Regions from separate parts of the Homo sapiens genome. Here all the other regions are linked to region 1. A link is a loop called in an ENCODE intact Hi-C map of the cell type or tissue named here. Cell type or tissue: heart left ventricle. All regions are shown on one strand. Links, peaks and the distances in the headings refer to the core of each region. The heading gives the core; the rest is flanking DNA.

Region 1 (6,183 bases), core at 419-5,418:
CATGGGGAGAATGGGAAGAGGATGCAAGCTCAGTTCAAACCCAAATGCAGCCTCTCCACTAACCACTCACTTTGCCCAAGCTGCTAACTATCTCCCAGACTTTGTTTCTTTGTCTGTAAAATGGGTATCATAATAGTTATTTACCTCAAAGGGGTTTTGTGAATAGTAAACATTCAGCCCAAGGTCTGGTTCATGTTTATGGTAAGTTGATTATTATCATTACCATCATATTCATGAACTGCCCAAATAAATGGAATCTGTAATTTCCTAGAAATGAACTTTGCAAATTTCTTGCTTCTGCTGAATTCTCTTTGGTGGCTTCCCCCATGTTTTCATCCAAAATGAACAACTGAACCTTTCATCTATGCAAAATATAATGAGAACCCAGCTGCTTGGGAGTAATGGACTTTTACTAGAGATTTGAGGGACTAGGGATGGAGTGAAATGAGATCCCACAGAACAGAGAACAACTTAAAATTCAATCCTGGACATCACTTTTTTATGAGTCAGGACTTCTCTGAGGCCCTCTTTGCTCCCCTGCCTTGAGCCATGCTGGGAAGTCCTCATCCTCTCTCTTCTCTCTCTCTCCTTCTCTCCCAGTGCACACCCCTGGCCCCACTCCCCGAATCTTTGGTACCATCTAATGCACAGCAGAGCAGCTTTTCATCCCTCACCCCGACATTTGCATATCCCCAAATTCAAGAAACCGCCTCACTAAAGGAAGTCTCCAACTGCTTTGAATCTCTACGCTTCGCAATGACAAGGCCTGGAACAAGGTTGTAGAGGTGATCCGCATATGTTTACTTGCCCTGTGGCTGCTGCTAGGTCACTGCTGTCTGTCTCCTTGCATGTTGCATGTAACTGTACAGTGGCCGGAACATTCAGTGTGCTCAGTAATAATGAGCTCCCTTTCCCTAACCCTCTTGCACACATCCTCCCCTAAATGACCAGATTTGAAAGTCATTTTGATTGAAATCCTGAGTGTGTGCAAAGAGCCTAGGAGGAAGCTGGGCCCCAAATGCTGAGAGACAAGGTCGATGAGGGCAGTTGGCCCAGGCCCAGGCAGAGGCCAGGGACAGGAGAGGGACTGTGAAAGAACTCTCTCTGAACAACCAACAAAGAGTCAGTGAGGAGTGGGTGGACCAACTGCACAGTGGGGAGGAAACGAGCCTGAGAGAGCAGCCACGCCTCTCCCCCATCTTCTCTATCTTCTCCCAGGGTGGCATCAAACTCCCCCTTCCAACAGCACTTTAAACACCAGTGCAGCACCTAGCAGGCCAAACCATGTGGATGAAAACAAATTAGATTCTTCCCTGCCCCACCCCAGCTGAAGTTTGCTGACTCAATTCATTCCCCCTCCTTTAGGTCTTCCTGTTTATGTTGTCATTTTGTTTTATTATTTATTTTTAGCCCTGATTTCGGAAGCTTTTATTCTGCTGGGCATTGGCAGGATATCAACGGCACTGCTCTGCTCTGTGCTCTGAATAGATCATTGTGCAGGCCTGGCCTCGGTCCCTGCAGAGACAGAACGCTAGTGTGAGCCACCTCACGCTGCCTCTTCACCGGCCTGGCCAGCCCCGGGCCTGCTGGTGTTCTCTGCAGGCCCCGCCAGCACAGCATTCATGTTCATGAATATTAGAAATAGAAGTGAGGTTAGATTTCGTGTGGTCCAGCCCTTCACCCTCCAATGGAGAAACTGAGACCCAGAGGAAAGGGTCAGCCCAAAGCCATATATTGAAGTAACCGAGCCAGAGCCTAAACCTTGGACTCTCAACTTCTGTTATAATGTTCTATTCCATATGCTACGGAATCACTTAAAGAACAAAACCATCATTTCCTAAATTACACAATAGGTGAAGACCAGAGTGCCTGATCCATTTTTATTATTTACATATTTTTTCTGGACTCTGGATGTACTTACATTCACACACACACACACAAACACACACACACAAAGTCCAGGACATCAATAGGAACTCCTTTCATCGTTCTCACAGGTTATTCTCTGTTATTTTTTCTTCTTTAAAAAATTTAAAAAAAAATTGCTGTGAGCTGGTAGCAGCAACCTGGTGCGGCTTGCCTCCTTGGACAGGCTGCAGCAGCAATGAAGCAAGGGACACGCTTCAGTTCCCAGGACAATGGTCTCTTTGACTGGGAATATACCAAACCAGAATTACAAGTGTGCAAGAATAAACAAGGCTGGAGTCAATCTAAAGTTGTTTTACACTCTGTTTTATTAAAGTCAATGCATTTCCGTTCCTATGTGCCCAGCTTAGGCTTGCTTAATTATAGACACCCGGGGTGAATGCTAATGTAGACAGGACAGTCGGTGATTGGAAAACAAGGCCCTTTTCTGACCTCTACAGGCCATTTGGAGGAAACAAGAAATTGCTTCTGGAAAATTACCGACCAGGAGGCACCGCAAACGGGGCTGAGGGAGGTTTCTCCTGGACGCCTCCTTGAAGCTCTGAGTTGGCTGGACTCACGTGTGTCCTGCTTTCCTGCAGCTCTGCTCTCCATGCGTAAGAGGTTACTGAGGCAACGGGTAGGAGGTCATTCTCAGGAGACCGTTCTAACAGAAATTAAGATCTCAACCATTCAACACATATTTATGGAAGTCCCACCACATCTTGGGCACGATGCTAGGCTCTCAGGATGTAGCAGTGAACAAAATTGTCTTTGTTCTCCAAGATATTACAGTCTTGGTGCAGTGGGGCGGTGGGGGGGAGGTGAAGAGGGGACAGCAAAGTCCACAGGCAATGCCATACAACAAAAGCTGTGACTGGGTTTCTCCAAGATGACAGTAGGAACTCAGAATCAGATCATGGGAGACTTCTTGGAGGAGCCTACATTTAAGCACATAATGGATAGATCTAGGCACATGGATGGAAGAAGAGGGAACAGAAGAGTAAGGTGCTTTCTGAGAATTGAAAGTAAGTTTTTATGACTTTAACAGGGGCTGATGTCAAGAGAAGAGACCAGAAAATTACGTAGTGGCTGGATCTGAAAAGGCTCAAGCACTAGGTCCTGTCTGCATTTTATCCTTAAGACCATGGGAGGTCACTGACAAATTATAAACTGCGAAAGTAGAAGCCGGTTTTCCTTCCTAATACTATCAGGCTGCACAGGGATGAAAGGGTTGGAAAGGAAGCACAACCAAAGGTGAGAAGAGTGGTAAGAAAACTTGAAGTCCAGGTGAGAACAGTGTTACCGAGTCTGATTCTTAGCTTTGGACTCCAACCAAAGCTAAGATTCACACTCAACAACATTGCAGATTCATCTATTTAGTGAAGATCTGAGTACCTGCCTCGGCCAGACAGTGAGCTCTGCATCTGGCACACAAATAAATCAAACAACGCCGGTTTACTATCGGCATAATCAAGTTTAGGAATTTGGAGGTAGAGATTTTGTTGGGAGGAGATTTTGACTTTGAACCTGTTGAGTTTGAAAAGGAGCAGGAAGTTATGCAGAAATGGCCAGTAGGAGTTACTTGTATTTGAGTCAAGGATCTACAAGAACAACACACTTTCCTAGAAATGGAGACTTGCTCCATAACCTCTCAGAGGGCCCTTAGGGGTCTTTGAAGAAAGATGTTTTTCCTTGGAGAGCAAGTTTAAGAGTCCGATTGCCTGAGTTAAGGTTGTGATCTGCTACTTACTACCTGTATCATCTTAGGCTAGCCCTTAAATTCTTAATGCCCTCATTTATAAAGTGAGCATAACAACAGAGTTTAGCTCGTTGGGCTGAAGTTTTAGGCTTAAACATGATGACACCTGCGATGGTCTTAGACTATTATAGATACTAAGTGTTGCTAATTACCACGTTAGCTGTAACTGTGTTATGGTTCATATTCACCTCCTCTGGGGAAGTGGAGGGAGCATGAGTTAGGAAGTCAGATTTCCCCGGGAACAGATTCCAGCTCTATCATTTACTAAACGTGTCTCTTTAAGTATGGGTGCACTTCATTTTTAAAATGGCAATCATAATGTCCATTTATCCCACAGAGCTGGTACTGAGAGTGAAATGAGTCACTTATGTGATTGTCTGAGCAGAGCAGAAACACAGGCAGATTTTTCCTCCTCTAATACCTCCCAAAATAACTTCCTCTTCAGAATGAAGTGTGGGTGGGGTCTGGTTGATAGTCTTCTACCCCAGGACATTCATTCATTTAACCCCCATACCCTGGATGTTTGGATGGCAGACCTGTCGGCTTCTCTGCTTCCTGTCCCGTCCCACAGCCAGTAGAGACAATTGAACTCAATGCCATGTCTTGCCCTGCCCTTCAAGACCAGGGCTACACTCAGACACTTTAACTGAATAGCTCCAAATAATTATGCTTAAGTGTTACTTATTTTGCCAGGAGCTGGTCATAATACTTGTCTGATACCAAGAAATCATTTTAACCCCATAAGAGCCTAGAGACTATAAAAGATCATTGAAATCCCCCCATGTAGAATCATCTTTGCTTCAGCCTTTTTATTTACTTTTAGACAGAGTACAGGGTCTCACTCTGCCACCTAGGCAGGAGTGCAGTTGTGCGATCACGACTCACCGTAGCCTCAACCTTCCACTTCCAGGCTCAGGTGATCCTCCTGCCTCAGCCTCCCTAGTAGCTGGGACTACAGGCATGCACCATCACGCCTGGCTATTTTTTTTCTTTATTTTTTGTAGATTCAGGGTCTAACTATGTTGCCCAGGCTGGTCTCAAACTCCTGGGCTCAAGGGATCCTCCCAGCTTGGCCTCCCATAATTCTGGGATTACAGTTGTGAGCCACCACGCCTTGCCTGCTTCAGCCTTGTAAACAGTCAGTGCTCTCCTCTGTTTAACTACTTGTCATAAGAACTAAATGTGGCTCATTTGGTAATTCTCTCATAGACTGTGTTCTCTACCAATGATACTGAACCCATTTTACTTTGCATTGGAACTGGCCCAGAATATATACACACTTCAAGTACAGTTTATGTCACATGCTAATGAGAGATGAGTCCCGTCTTCTGCCCAAAAGGCCTTCATCTTGACATCTGTGTGACAGTAGAGCCTAAAATCATCAACCAGCTGCCCCTCACCTGTATGAACATGTGTCATGTGTCTGAGGATCAACCTTCCCTCACTCATTGTTATGCTTAAAGCCCTGTGCCGTGTGTGTGTGTGTGTGTGTGTGTGTGTATGTGTGTGTGTGGTGGGGAACTCAAACTCAGCTTCAGCTCCATTATGTTGAATTGTGTGTGTGTAATAGATGATTTTAAGTTATATGCAATTGTATCTTTTTATTATTAGGCACTGAAAGGTTGTAATAGAATCCATTTTTATCTCAAAATTCCCTTTTACCACTCTATTTTTTCTTTTCTAAAGAACACTTTTTATCAAGCATTGGTAGCATGAACCAAACTGCAACACAAACAAAAGAGGACATCTGTTGGGAAGACAGCAGCAGGCTCCAGAGCTGATGAATTATTTTTGCCCAGAAAAGCCCTCCTGGTGGGCACCAGGCTACTATGCATGTCTTTCCAAGACTAGAGAGTTTGGGGAGCTGGGGTGAGCTGTACCAGCAAGGCAAAACAAATCCATCATTTTAATGCAAATCCAAATGCTGAGATCCACCATGCGAGTCATTCTTCTGTGGCCCTAACAAGGATGACTTATGTCAGGCATTTCCTGGGAGCTCCTTCTCTTGGCATAGGGCAGAGGCTGCCCTTAGCATATGAAATCGACTCTACGGCACCATTTTCCAGGCTGATAAATGAAAGGGTGTAATATGACCTTCCTTGTGTTGGCAGCCCTCAAGGTGAGCTTGTAACTCAGGGAGCAGGTTAATTTCAAATATTCTTGGTGGCTCTGAATCCTCTTTCTGGAAGGAAACTGAAGCCAATGTATGGAATTCTTGGATGCTGATTCTTATTGATGGGATTGCAAGGAGAGCCCAGGCAGCCAAGTTGGCATGATATCCATGGAGCTGCACAGACAGTTCTCACCAAAGGGAGCATAGGAGGCAGAGCCCCTGGGTAAATGTGGCAGCTCCTGGGAACCCTTGGAGATGCCACCCCTCCATTATCACCACTCTAAGCATTTGCACAACACAGGTAAGGAAAAGGACACCCTGCCCCTTGTTAAGCTCGCCTCGCACTGGGAACTCTTCCATGGCAACCACCAGCTTGAGAGGCCAGGCTGCACTTGTGCTACAC
Region 2 (6,183 bases), core at 560-5,559, 840 kb before region 1:
GGGTTAGTCATCAGGAGAATGGGCTTGTTATGAAAATGAGTTTGGCCACATCTCTCTCTTGCTCTCTCACTATCTCTTGCCCTTCCATTCTCCACCATGGGTTGACACAGCATGAAGGCCCTTGCCAGATGTGGACATCTTGATATTGGACTTCCCCAGCATCCAGAACTAAGAAATTCTTTCCTTCCTTCCTTCCTTCCTTCCTTCCTTCCTTCCTTCCTTCCTTCCTTCCTCTCTCTTTCTCTTTCTTTCTTTCTTTCTTTCTTTCTTTCTTTCTTTCTTTCTTTCTTTCTTTCTCTTTCTTTCTTTCTTTCTGTCTGTCTCTTTCTCTCCCTCCCTCCCTCCTTCCCTCCTTCCCTCCTTTCCTTCTCCCCTCCTGTCCTCCTTTCCTCCTTTCCTCCTTTCTTCCTTTCTTCCTTCCTTCCTTCCTTCCTCCCTCCCTTCCTTCATCTTTTAAGACAGGGTCTCACTCTGTTGCCCAGGCTGGAGTACAACGGCATGATCACAGCTCACTGCAGCCTCGACCTCCTAGGCTGTTGTCATCCTCCTGCCTCAGCATTCCAGGTAACTGGGATTGCAGGTGAACATCACCACATCTGGCTATTTTGTATTTCTTTTAATAGAAATGAGGTTTTGCAATGTTGCCCAGGCTAGTCTTGAACTTCTGAGCTCAAGTGATCCACCTACCTTGGCATCCCAACGTGCTGGGATTACAAATATGAACCACCATACCCAGCCAATTTATTTTCTGTATAAATTACTCTGTCTGTAGTATTCTCATATAGCAACACAAAATGAATGAAGACAAGTAGGATCCCCATAAACAGGTGACCCATCTTCCTGAGCCTCAGATTCTTGTTTTAATTGATTAAAGATGTTAATAATATTTTCTTATAGCATATGGCAGAGGTGAAGTTTAAGTGAGCTAACTGATATGATAGTGCTTTACTGATTGGTAAAAACCGTGCAAAGATTATTTCTGGTATGTCTACCCCATGCCCTAAAATTGCTTCTCTTAATGGTATTCAGTGTGGGAGGTGGTGACATACTGTCCCATGCTGGTCAGAATGGATAGAACTTAGGGAGTTCTGACTTTCAAGCTCTTTCTCAAACAGAGGCAAGGCCAAGTCAGGCAGAGCTCACTATTCTATAAAGAATGGTGTTTTGATTCCCGGAAGCAACAGCTTTGAAACTGTTGCTTTCACCTCTTTCACAAGAGATATGGTCAAGTGAGAGGATGTGTGGAGGGCGGTCCCCGGTGCAGTATAAGGACTAGCAGCAACTGCGGGCAAAGGGACCACGGGCATGAAGGGCCTCGTGTGGTAGATGTAGGTCAGGGTGGAGAGATTGGTGGGATTAATTCGTCTGTGAAGCTACACAGGGCAAAATTAGGATCAATGTTTAGATATTTCAGAAAGGCATATTTCAGGCATGTTTCAGCATGAAAGGAAGACTTATTAATAATTTCAGTTAGCCAAACATTAGATGGGCTACTTTGTGAAATAGTGAGTTCTCTGCCATCAGAGGTGTTCAAACTGAGGCTGAATATTTTGGAAGAGATACTTTATACTACTGGGTTGTACTAGATGGTCTGGGAGACCTCTCGTAGGCCAAATTTACTGCAAATTTATTTTTTTAGCTCTACTCAAATGTGACTCACTTCTCAGTAAGGATACACCTTCATGGTAAGAAATGATCCAGGCAAGGAAGGCACAGGGATCCCAAAGAGGGACCAATTCTCTCTCTAAGAGCTTTCACAAGGGGCAAAGCTAACGATGGCGGCATCCCTGGCTGCTGGGAGAAATGCTGGTAGCTTCTCCAGCTCTGCGAGACAACACTTCCCCGCAACAGATGACTTTTATCACAGGTCATCCTGTCAAATATCCTGGAGAATAAAGGAATACTCATGGGTACTGAGGAAGCATGCAGGAATTTGAACAGGATTCAGCACTTAGTGCTATGGTTTGAATGTGTCCCTCAAAGTTTATGTGTTGGAAACTTAATCCCCAATGCCACAGCATTGGAACATGGGGCCTAAGAAGAGGTCCCATGATAGATTCCAATTTTGCAAGTGGGATAATCAGGAGTCAGAAAATGGTCACTTACTACAACTTGCAGAGTGGGGCTGGCTAGGATCTGAAGATCTCAGTTATTACAAACCTCTCATTGTATAGATGGGAACACTGAGACCCAGGAAAACAGAACGATTTGCCTCAATTCACATTATGAGTGGTGGCAGGGTCAGTGCTGAATCATTCTTTGGTCCTGTGTCACATGATATCTCCCAGTTCGTTATTAAGGAGTTGGAAGAAGGGGCTGATATGCTCTCATTGAGACAGTCAGATCAGAGAGACTGTGGACCTTCTTTTCTGACCTGTTGTCCCATTCTGAACCTTCGGGAAAAGTGTTTCAAGTAAATGGAAAATTTCTGGAGCCCAGCAGAATTTGAGGTCTGGTAGAGAAGAAGATACAGATGACCAGCTAACCATCTGCTCTGCTTTTCTTCACCCTGCAAAGGGATAGAAAACTACAATATGGCTGGACGCAGTGGCCATATTGTAGCTTGTAATCCCAGCATTTTGGGAGGCCGAGGCATGCAGATCACTTGAGGTCAGGAGTTTGAGACCAGCCTGACCAATATGGTGAAACTCTGTCTCTACTAAAGATACAAAAATTAGCCGGGCGTGGTGGTAGGCACTTTGTAGTCTTAGCTACTTGGGAGGCTGAGGCAGGAGAATCACTTGAACCCAGGAAGCGGAGGTTGCAGTGAACCGAGATCATGCCACTGCACTCCAGCCTGGGCGACACATGGAGACTCCATCTCAAAAATAAATAAATAAATAAATAAAAGAAAAAAGAAAGAAAGAAAGGGAAAAGTTACAATACATGCTCTCTGGCCATGAGTGATCACTGAAGCAACAAATGGTAGTGGATTCAGCAGCAGCAACAGCAGCAGGTTTGGGTTATCTGTCATGCTACACAGCCTTATCACTGTAATTATATCAAGAACAAGTTTTCTATTTGAAAAAGGAGCTGGCGTACAAGAGGCACCTCCCACCGAAACAACAGGTGCATTGGCGGCACCTGTCACTGCTGCTGCTGCAGGTGCCTGGCGTCTTGGCACAGGCTGGCTTTGCTGGACCTCAGCTGGACAGAATGGGCAAGGAGGTCTCCACCCTGCAGGCCCTGGGACTTAGGTGATGAGTCAGGCTTTCTTTAGTCATTTTCCAGAATTGTCACTTTCCTGCCTGACTGGAAGGAGAGAGAGACAAAAATAGAGACAGAGAAAGGCAGGAAAGTTTGAGGAAGGGGTAACATACATGTTCCAGAGGAACTGGCAAGATGAGAAAGCCCAGAAACTCTCAGGACAAGACAGTATTTAGATATTGAGACTGTGATATGAAGGAGAGAAGAAGATATTATTCCTGACATATTTTATATTTATATATATTATCATTTCCCCCCCCCGCCCCCCCGAATGAGTAAACAACAGCGGCAAGATGAACAAGATGAACTAGGTCCTGAATGAGTGGTTGATCTGGCTCGTGGCATTTCCAGGAAAATATACAGGGAAGCACAGGGAGGTGGGAGCGGAATGAGAGACCCCAGCATGCTAGCTCTGGATGTGCCCACGAGAGGCCATGCACAGAGGGAAGGTGGAAGGGGACAGGGTGGAGAGAATGCTGAAAGCCAATTGTCTGTTTCTTTGAAAACACTGAAGTGCAGCTAAAAAGAGCCAGCCTTGGATTATGAGTTAGCAGACCTGGGATTGAATCTGGCCTCTATCACTAACTCACTGAGCACTTAGTCCAGAGCTAAAATTCTTTGAGTCCTGGTTTTTCCATCTACACAGCAACATGATACAGCATTCACACCTATGTTATAAGGGAGTTGTGAGGATTAAATGATATATGATATGCGACATTTTTCTCGGACTACATACGTAGCTTACTATATATTTTATAAATATTATAAACATATAAAATTGCCATTATTTAAGTTTCCTTCCACTAAGGCACCAGCAGCAGCAGCAGTGGCAGGTGCTACCAATGCACCTGTTGTTTTGGTGGGAGGTGCCCCTTGGACTCCAGTTCCTTTCTCAAATAGAAAGTTTGCAGAATGCAGTTTTATGTAGGAAGCATCAACGTTTATTAAGGGCACTACACGAGCAGATCATTGTGTTTACTTAAGTGAAACATACTTGTTGAGAAAAACCAGGTCCTCCCTGTAAGATGCTTAACATTTGTTGGCAAGGGGGAGAGATATAGATACAGTCACAGCTAACTATGATCCTCGGTGGTCGGGTGACACAATAGTGACATAGACAAAGAGTAATGAGAGAGTTCAGAAAGAGCTGAATCCCAACTAGTGGGATGAGAAAAAACTGGATGGATATCTTTGAAACTGGCTTTGAACTAGCTTTGAAAGTTGAGTGAGAAGTACTGGGCTTGTTGTTATAAAGAATTGCTGGAAGTGGGTATAATCCCAGCACTTTGGGAGGCTGAGGCGGGAGAATCACCTGAGGTCAGGAGTTCAAGTGGAACCCTGTCTCTATTTAAAAAAAAAAAAAAAAAAAGCTTGGTGCAGTGGTGCACACCTGTAATCCCAGCTACTCAAGAGGCTGAGGCAGGAGAATCACTGGAACCCGGGAGGCGGAGGTTGTGGTGAGCCGAGATCCCGTCACTGCACTCCAGCCTGGGTGACAGAGCCAGACTCCATTTAAAAAAAAATTGCTGGAAGTGGGAAGTATAGGTGTCACAACCAGGGGGCAGGCAAAGTGCATCTCTACTGAGGACTTTCAGCTTGTCATCTTCCTGGGCTGCTGGAAGAAGGGAAGCACCATTTCCGGGATCTCTGCCTCTCATATCGGTGGCAGCTCCTCCCTGTCCCTGCTATCCTGGATTCACACCTGACGGGCACTCTCACTAGCTTGAAACGACTAGGGCGTTGGAGACCCGACCCTGGTAAATGGGATTCCAACTGGGTCCCCAAGATCCGGGTTTTGTATCTGGTTTCTGCCTTTTGCAGATGTCTGATCCTGAGACTTAGTTTCCCTTTCTGCCACAAATTATGTCACAGCATTTGCTGTAATGATTAAATTAGATAAAACACAAACACACATTAAAAAATGTTGCATGAACGTTACTTCCTGCTCTCATGTTCTGTAGATTTTTTAATGGAGTTATGGGAATAAAAAGAAAAAAAAGTCTTTTTATTTTAATTGACAGGATCAAAAACAAGGGTGTAAGAAACTCTCATAGAATGAACAGAACCAGCAGTGAAGCTGGGCTCTGTTATTATCAGGAAGGTACCCAAGAGTTATCTTTATTGCTCACTTAGGAGTTTTCTTTGCTGTATGCTGGAAGTTATATCTCTTGACTTACAGAGAAGCCCTTTACAAGGTGCAATGATTGGCAAAATTAATTTTGAGCAGTTGAACTTGTTGCCAAGGACAATACAAATGAGGAGGTAGTTATTTTTTTCCTCTTGTGATGTTTTGGGGGCAACTTACAAAAATGGATGAACATTTTATTAAAAAAAAGGAAGCCATGACTTTTCTCTCATCTGCAAACTCTGCATAGGTAGCAAAAAGTAACTCCAGTTCGATGTGCAAACACTGCAGATACCGTGCTCTAGAATTCTACACACATTAAGTTCATCTCATGTAATTGCCTTCCCAGCTCAGAAAGAAAGAATAAAGAAAATCCCAAACTGGCTCCTGGATCGTGTCCAAGATATTTCAAATATGTGGTTATGACATAATATGAGTGGGGTGTTTTATTCCCCCAGGGCTTGGAGAAGGGAAATTCCTGACCACATAATTATATTCTGACCTCATGAAATTTACCCTACCCCTGCACTTTGCATGGATAATGCTATGCGTTTCCTTCTGACTGGGGGCCTTGTGCTATATGGAAAGAGATGTTTCATTTTGTCTACCTACCCCTGGCTAAAGTGACTGCTTTCTGCCCTAACAATGTCTGTCTTCTGTATTGTGTGAGTATTTAGGACATCTGCTGTGTCTGATGTTAAGTGTGCTCTGAACTTAACAAATTGCATTGTAGCAAATTGACAAAACCCTGTTGACATAAAAGCAGACTTGCATGCCTGAAACACAGGCTGGGAATCAGGACCCAATGAACATGTCAACAGTGCAACTTGTCCAGCTATAACAGTCTCAAT
Region 3 (6,183 bases), core at 560-5,559, 760 kb before region 1:
TGAACTCTTGGCCGGGCATGGTGGCTCACACCTGTAGTCCTTGCACTTTGGGAGACAGAGGCAGGGGGGTCACTTGAGCCCAGCAGTTTGAGACCAGCCTGGACAACATAGTGAGACCCCATTTCTACAAAAAATACAAAAATTAGCTGGGTGTGGTGGTAGGCACCTGTGGTCCTAGCTATTTAAGAGGCTAAGGTGGGAGGATCTCTTGAGCCTGGGAGACCGAGGCTGCAGTGAGCCATCATCACGCCATTGCACCCCATCCTAGGGGATAGAGTGAGAGTATATCTTCAAAAAATAAAAAGTAAAAAATTAAAAAGGAAATAAACCTGAATGGTTTCTTCCATATCCTTCCCTGTAGACTTCATCCATCTGAGTGGCTAGAGCCCTGCCCCAATTCCTAGCCTTCCTTGTACATTCATAAATTGCTTTTCTTTTTCTGTATTTGCCTATTCTGCTAGAGCAGCTATGACAAATCAGTAGGGCTAGTCTACATGGTTGGGGCTAATAGAAGGAGACTGTGAAATAAAGTGGAGAACCCTCCAATAGGGGCACATGTGAAACTGAGAGTCATGTGGGAAAACAAGTCCCCAGATCTAGGGAGAAGAGCCTGAATATGTCACCAGAATATAAAAATCTAAAGTTGTGACCACATTTAGTGAATCTGAGTCTCCAACTGCAGAGAGTAAGGAGCACATCTGGGGTGGTCTTGGAGTGATCTCCAAGATCTAACAGCACTGTGACTGGCTGTTATAGGCAGGCTGAAGTAGGACTCAGGGCTGGCCCATATGTATTTGAAATCTCAGGGCTGGGACTGGCATTTGCTGTGCTGCAAGGGATTTTTCTTGGGCTGGTGGAGATTTAAAAGGAGATCTCATGCTATAGCTTATTGCCTTTGACTCTGTGATGATTAGTTTTATGTGTCAACTTGGCTAGGCTATAGTAACAGTTATTTCATCTTCACCTAATCTAGGTGTTGCTGTGAAGATATTTTGTTGATGTGGTAAACATCTACACTCAGTTGACTTTATGTAAAGAAGATTATCCTCAATAATGTGCACACCCTCATCCAATCAGTTGAAAGGCCTTAGGAGCAAAATAGTTTTCCCTGATGAATGAATGAGAAATTTTGCCTCATGACGCTGCGTCAGATGCTGCCTGAAATTTTCTAGCCTGCCAGCCTGTCATACAGATTTGGGGCTTACTAGTCCCCACAATTATGTAAGTCAATTCCTTGAAATTATCTCTCCATCCGTCGACCTTTTACTGGCCTCTGATTCGCTGGGGAGCCCTGACTGGTACAGACTCTGAGGGACACAGGGAGCACAGGCAAATTACCATTCCAGTGATGCACTTGAGTGCTTTGGCTGTATTCTCTGGTGTTTTAGCAATAGCATTAGGACTGTTACAAATATTCAGAGAAGACCAAATGCCACCACCAACTTGACCTGTCTTGGTGGCATCAGTTATACCCTTGAAAGAGAAAAGTGAGTTTTCCCATGCCCTAATCTCGATTGCTCAGCAAATCAATGCATGCTCATCTTGGAAAGCTGACTTACTGCCCTAAACACCCAGGATCATCTTAGGTGGCACTGTGGCCTCTCATATTAAACATTTACCCTTAAACTGAAGTTCAAGTGCTGTGGGGACCAGAGCTTCTTTAAGGAATTTCTCCAATAGGCAGTTATCTACACTGCACACCAGGGCTAGGCAATGCTCATTGGAAGGCAGCGATTTAAACTCTATGCACACATGAGTGGTCTCCGAATTAACTGCAATGTCTGTGTTAAAAAGAGAGAAAGAGGCAAAAAGAGATCTACAGCTAGTGTCATTATGGGCAGCTCAATGAAGACATCTGCTGCATGCCTAGTGGCGTTCAGATAAGACCCATGACTGTGTGAAGGGGATGGAGAATGAGATGCGGAAATATTATCATGCCATCCTATAAATCAGTGGTACATCCTCACTTTGAATACAGCAGTCAGGGCCAGCTGTCTTATCTCAACGAGGATATAAATGAAAGGGTGAAAGGCCAGTGAAGGGCAGTGGAGTTGATTAGAGACATTGGAGGTGAGGTGGGGCAGGAGGTGACAGGGTGGATTTTGCTGGCAGAGAAAACACCAATGATTAGAGCTGTATATTACAGAGTCATGTGGAGTGGTGAGAGACCAGGTGGAGGTAAATGAAGTAATAAAGGGCTCCCCAAAGGCCAAGTGGGTGTTCCTATTTATCCTGCCTCATGAAATTAAATGGCAACAGATTGGAAATGGATGAAAGGACGTCTCTCTTAATGCATAAGGTGCCTGGTTTTCAATTGCATGTCTGTGAGGCTGCCTGGCCTATTGAGCATGCTAGGGAGTTGAGGCTGGGAGGGAGGAAGCACTGTTTCTGGTGAGGTGGGTGTGTTTGGCCTGCTTGCTTCTCCTGTCCAAGCCTCTGGTGCGTCTATGACATGGAGGGGTGGGGCCCCATTTTTTCAGGTCCTTCCAACTCTGAAGATTTCTGATTCTTTTCCCTGGAATCGCTTCCTTCCATCCTCTGCTCCCCCTGCTGGGAAAGTAAAGGAAGGCAGGCTGGGAAATGGGATAGCAGAAGCACAGTGGTTTCCTGGGCTTTCATAGCACTGGGTTGCAGAAGCCTGGGATGTTGATGAAAAGGACTGTTTCAAGATGTAAATGAAAGGCTCTCTTAGATAAACGAAAGCATCTTTTTAAGTCCCAGAGTAATCCCAGCTCACACTTTCCAGTTTCTTTGACTTAAGAAAATTACCAAATTTCTTATCTTCCTTGAACCTCAGTTTCTTTCTCATTGAAGAGGGGGTGATATGATTACCTCCTTCATAGATTATGCATTGAAGGCACTTAGTCACACAAGCAATGTTTAGTAAATGAAATCTATCATTGAATCTATTAAAAAGTTGGCATAAACCCGTAAGTGATTTGACAAATCAAACTAGTAATTTGTGGCAGATTCAAGATTCAAATGCATGCCCATCATCATGTGAAGGATGTGTTTTCCCTACTGAATTACATTGCTTTTAGTTGAGGGAAAAAGCTGCTTGGAGTCTAAGGCAGGGTTTGATTAATGCCATATGTGTAAGGCAGATAAGCACCATGAGAGGTCAGGGAGGGGAAATGCTCATAGAGTGGGCTGGGGTGGTCCTTGAGAACTTCCTGGAGAAGGGGTCATTTGAATAGGGACTTAGTGAAATGGAAGACTAAAGTGGAGGTTAAGGGGCATTCACAGCAGAAGAATCTCTTCATGCCATTCAGAGAGGCCAACTTGAGTCCAGGAAACACACCTACCTTATGGAAGTCAAGAGTTCTCATAAGGTGATGGTGATGAGGATGGAAGATGGTAATTCCAAAGGGCTCTGAAAGGCAGGCTCAGTTTGAAATGTCTCCTAAGGAAAGTGAGGAGCCATCAAAGGGTTGTAAACTAGAGTGCAGCACAATCTTCTCAACACGACCAAGATATGTTTGAGAAGATAAATGCAGCAGCTGTGTTCAGGATAGAGAAAAGAGAATCTGGAACTGTCAGATAGCTGGGCGTGGCCGCCGTCTGGGCCATAAATTTGTGTGGCAGGATAAGGGTAGTGACAGGGGGAATCAAGGCAGGCACGGGGGAGTGTGGCCTAGAAGAGAGATCAGGTGGCAGCAATTACCAAGTACTTGTTGTGTGCCAGGCCCTCTTCCAGTCACTCAGTGGATTTGCACTACCACCTGTGAGGTGGGCATGCTGATGCTGTGTGTGGCTTTGGAGCAGACAGACCTGGAATTGCATCCCTGCTTCAATTACAAGGACTTCCTGCAGGAGTGACTGGGCCAGTTGGCACCCCAAATGTCAGTTTTGTCCTCTTTTAAATGGGGTAATATGATCTATCCTGCAAAGTTGTTTTGAGGGTAAAAGATAATGTGTGAAAAACACCTAATAGCGAGAGCTTGTCTTGGAGAAAGCACGTGCAAAATGGACACTCCTGTCGGCATCTTTACTTCTAAAAGACTGCTTGAAAGAATTTTTGGCCTGGATGTGTGTGGGTGGCATGAAACTTAAAGGGTCAAAGATGGCTGTAGAATTCCAAGTGTCAGAGCCTGAGAAAATGCTGTTTCCAGTGACAGAAAGAGGGAAATTGGTTTTGAAGGAAATATGATAGACTTGGTTTGATTTTGAGGTGATGGCTGGGTATTCAAGCAGAAAAGCTTGACAGCCCATTGGAAGCATAAAGCCAGACCTCTGCAAGACACCAAAATTCTAGAGGAAAATTGAGCAATTTATCAAGTGTCTAAATATCTTGCCCACACAATGACAAATATCCAGATTTTTGGAATGCTTTTGACCTGGATTTAAATGTCAACTTTTTATCTCAATACTTGGTTGTGTTTTAGTGCTGACAAAGACCTCTTGTTTTCTTCCAGATTATGAACCCATTAATTTTGCCAAGATCCACATGGCCCAAATCGCCATCTATTTCTTTGCTCTTTGGCAGGAGACTAGAAAAGGGTTAAACAAGTTTATTTCTCTTTTAGCTCTCGGCTCTGATTCTTTATTATTCACACCTCAGCAAATCTTGTTTCATTACATTTTTGGAATTGCAATGTAATTTTGGTGATTAACTTTAAATTGGGGATAATACCCTGACAGGCATTAACGTAATGTCAAAACATTTTCTTATAATTATTTCTTAACCTTCGTCAAATCACTCTTCCCCTGTGGACCTTTAGTAATATAATATGGACAACACACCAGAACTCAAAGATGTAGAAAGGAAAAGTGATGACCAGGAACACTTATCAGAAATGATCAAGGCTAGTAAAAGACGGTGAAGCAGAGCCCTGTATTCTCACATTTCCCTGTCTCGGAGCGGAAGTGAAGAGATGAGTGCTGGAAGTGGCTCCTGGGATGTTTGGGTTAGAATGTGGCTGGTAGGAGTTTTGTTCCCATTGTCACATCTGTTACCATTACCCAAATGGAGCATGCATTCTGGTGAAAAACGAAAACAGCTTGGAAGGCCAAAAATAGTAGCTCAGCTCCACATGGAGAGACTTAGGAACCAGACAGCGCCTGCTAGAAGCAGAAGTGGAAATAATACCGTATAAAGTGAGAGAGCCTGAAGAGTTTTCAAAACATTTTCACTCATATTATCTACTTTGAGAATCCCAGCCACTTTGTGAAAGTAGACAAAGTCAATGTGGATCAGCCTCATTTTATGAAAAAGTAGACATTTTCAGCGACTTGCTTCAAACAATACAGTGAATGTGAAGCAGCAGCGTGTAGTAGCTTTGCTTTGGAGTCTGGGAGAAATGAGTTCAAATACAGCCTGGTTCCACCATTTACTAGCTCTGTGGACTGGGAAAGTAGCTTAATTTCCCAGAGCTTCGGTTTCTTCATTCATAACTTGAAGATAATAGTAGGACCTTTCTCATAGAGTGAAATTTACATAGAAAATTCTCAATAATTGGTAGTTATAATAACTGCCCAAGGGGTTTATCTTGCCCAATGCCTAGACAGAGGCGATTCATCAAGACAGGGGAATTGCAGTACAGAAAGAGTAATTCACGCAGAGCCGGCTGTGCAGGAGACTGGAGTTTTGTTATCATTCAAATCAGTCTCCCCGAGCATTCGGGGAACAGAGTTTTTATGGATAACTTGGTGGGTGGGGGGACAGCAGTGAGCCAGGAGTGCTGATTGGTCAGAGATGAAATCATAGGGAGTTGCAGCTGTCTTATGCTGAGTCAGTTCCTGTGTGGGGGCCACAAGATCAGGTGAGTCAGTTTACCCATCTGGGTGGTGCCAGCTGATCCATCAAGTGCAGGGCCTGCAAAATATCTCAAGCATTGATCTTAGGAGCAGTTTAGGGAGGGTCAAAATCTTGTAGCCTCCAGCTGCATGACTCCTAAACCATAATTTCTAATCTTGTGGCTAATGTTAGTCCTACAAAGGCAATCTAGTCCCCAGGCAAGAAGGGCGTCTGCTTTGGGAAAGGGCTGTTACAGTCTTTGTTTAAACTATAAACTAAGTTTCTCTGAAAAGTTGGTTCACCCCATGCTCAGGAATGAACAAGGACAGCTTGGAGGTTAAAAGCAAGATGGAGTCAGTTAAGTTAGATCTTTTTCACTGTCTCAGTCATAATTTAGTGAAGAAAGTTTCAATTCTTCCCTTTGAGTTTTATAACACCTTAATCTT

Evidence for each region. Hi-C counts contacts between places; a loop is a spot of excess contacts. Peaks named below come from ENCODE experiments on the same cell type or tissue, not always from the same donor. Only the 100,000 strongest peaks of a DNase experiment are listed, where the experiment ranks them.
Region 2: a loop joins it to region 1, with 3 times the contacts of the local background. A loop is called at or near these places in 2 of 110 quality-filtered maps.
Region 3: a loop joins it to region 1, with 2.9 times the contacts of the local background. A loop is called at or near these places in 2 of 110 quality-filtered maps.

Annotation. Positions count from the first base shown.
Region 1 is chr15:86,912,185-86,918,367 of GRCh38, reverse strand. It overlaps AGBL1 (AGBL carboxypeptidase 1), which reads right to left. Exons shown (of 23, transcript NM_001386094.1): 23 at 2,212-6,183. Among named protein-coding and RNA genes, the nearest start is that of AGBL1-AS1, 600 kb to the right of the region's middle. In heart left ventricle, for the core only: a CTCF peak has its summit at 2,371 (motif pointing left); a DNase peak (open chromatin) is centred at 1,537; H3K27ac peaks cover 1,271 bases.
Region 2 is chr15:87,752,357-87,758,539 of GRCh38, reverse strand. No RefSeq gene overlaps it. Among named protein-coding and RNA genes, the nearest start is that of LINC00052, 180 kb to the right of the region's middle. In heart left ventricle, for the core only: no CTCF peak of the experiment used is centred there; no DNase peak of the experiment used is centred there.
Region 3 is chr15:87,668,854-87,675,036 of GRCh38, reverse strand. All of the region lies in intron 1 of LOC102724465 (a long non-coding RNA gene), which reads left to right. Among named protein-coding and RNA genes, the nearest start is that of LINC00052, 95 kb to the right of the region's middle. RefSeq lists an enhancer at 5,135-6,183. In heart left ventricle, for the core only: CTCF peaks have their summits at 2,355 and 2,556 (motif pointing left); no DNase peak of the experiment used is centred there.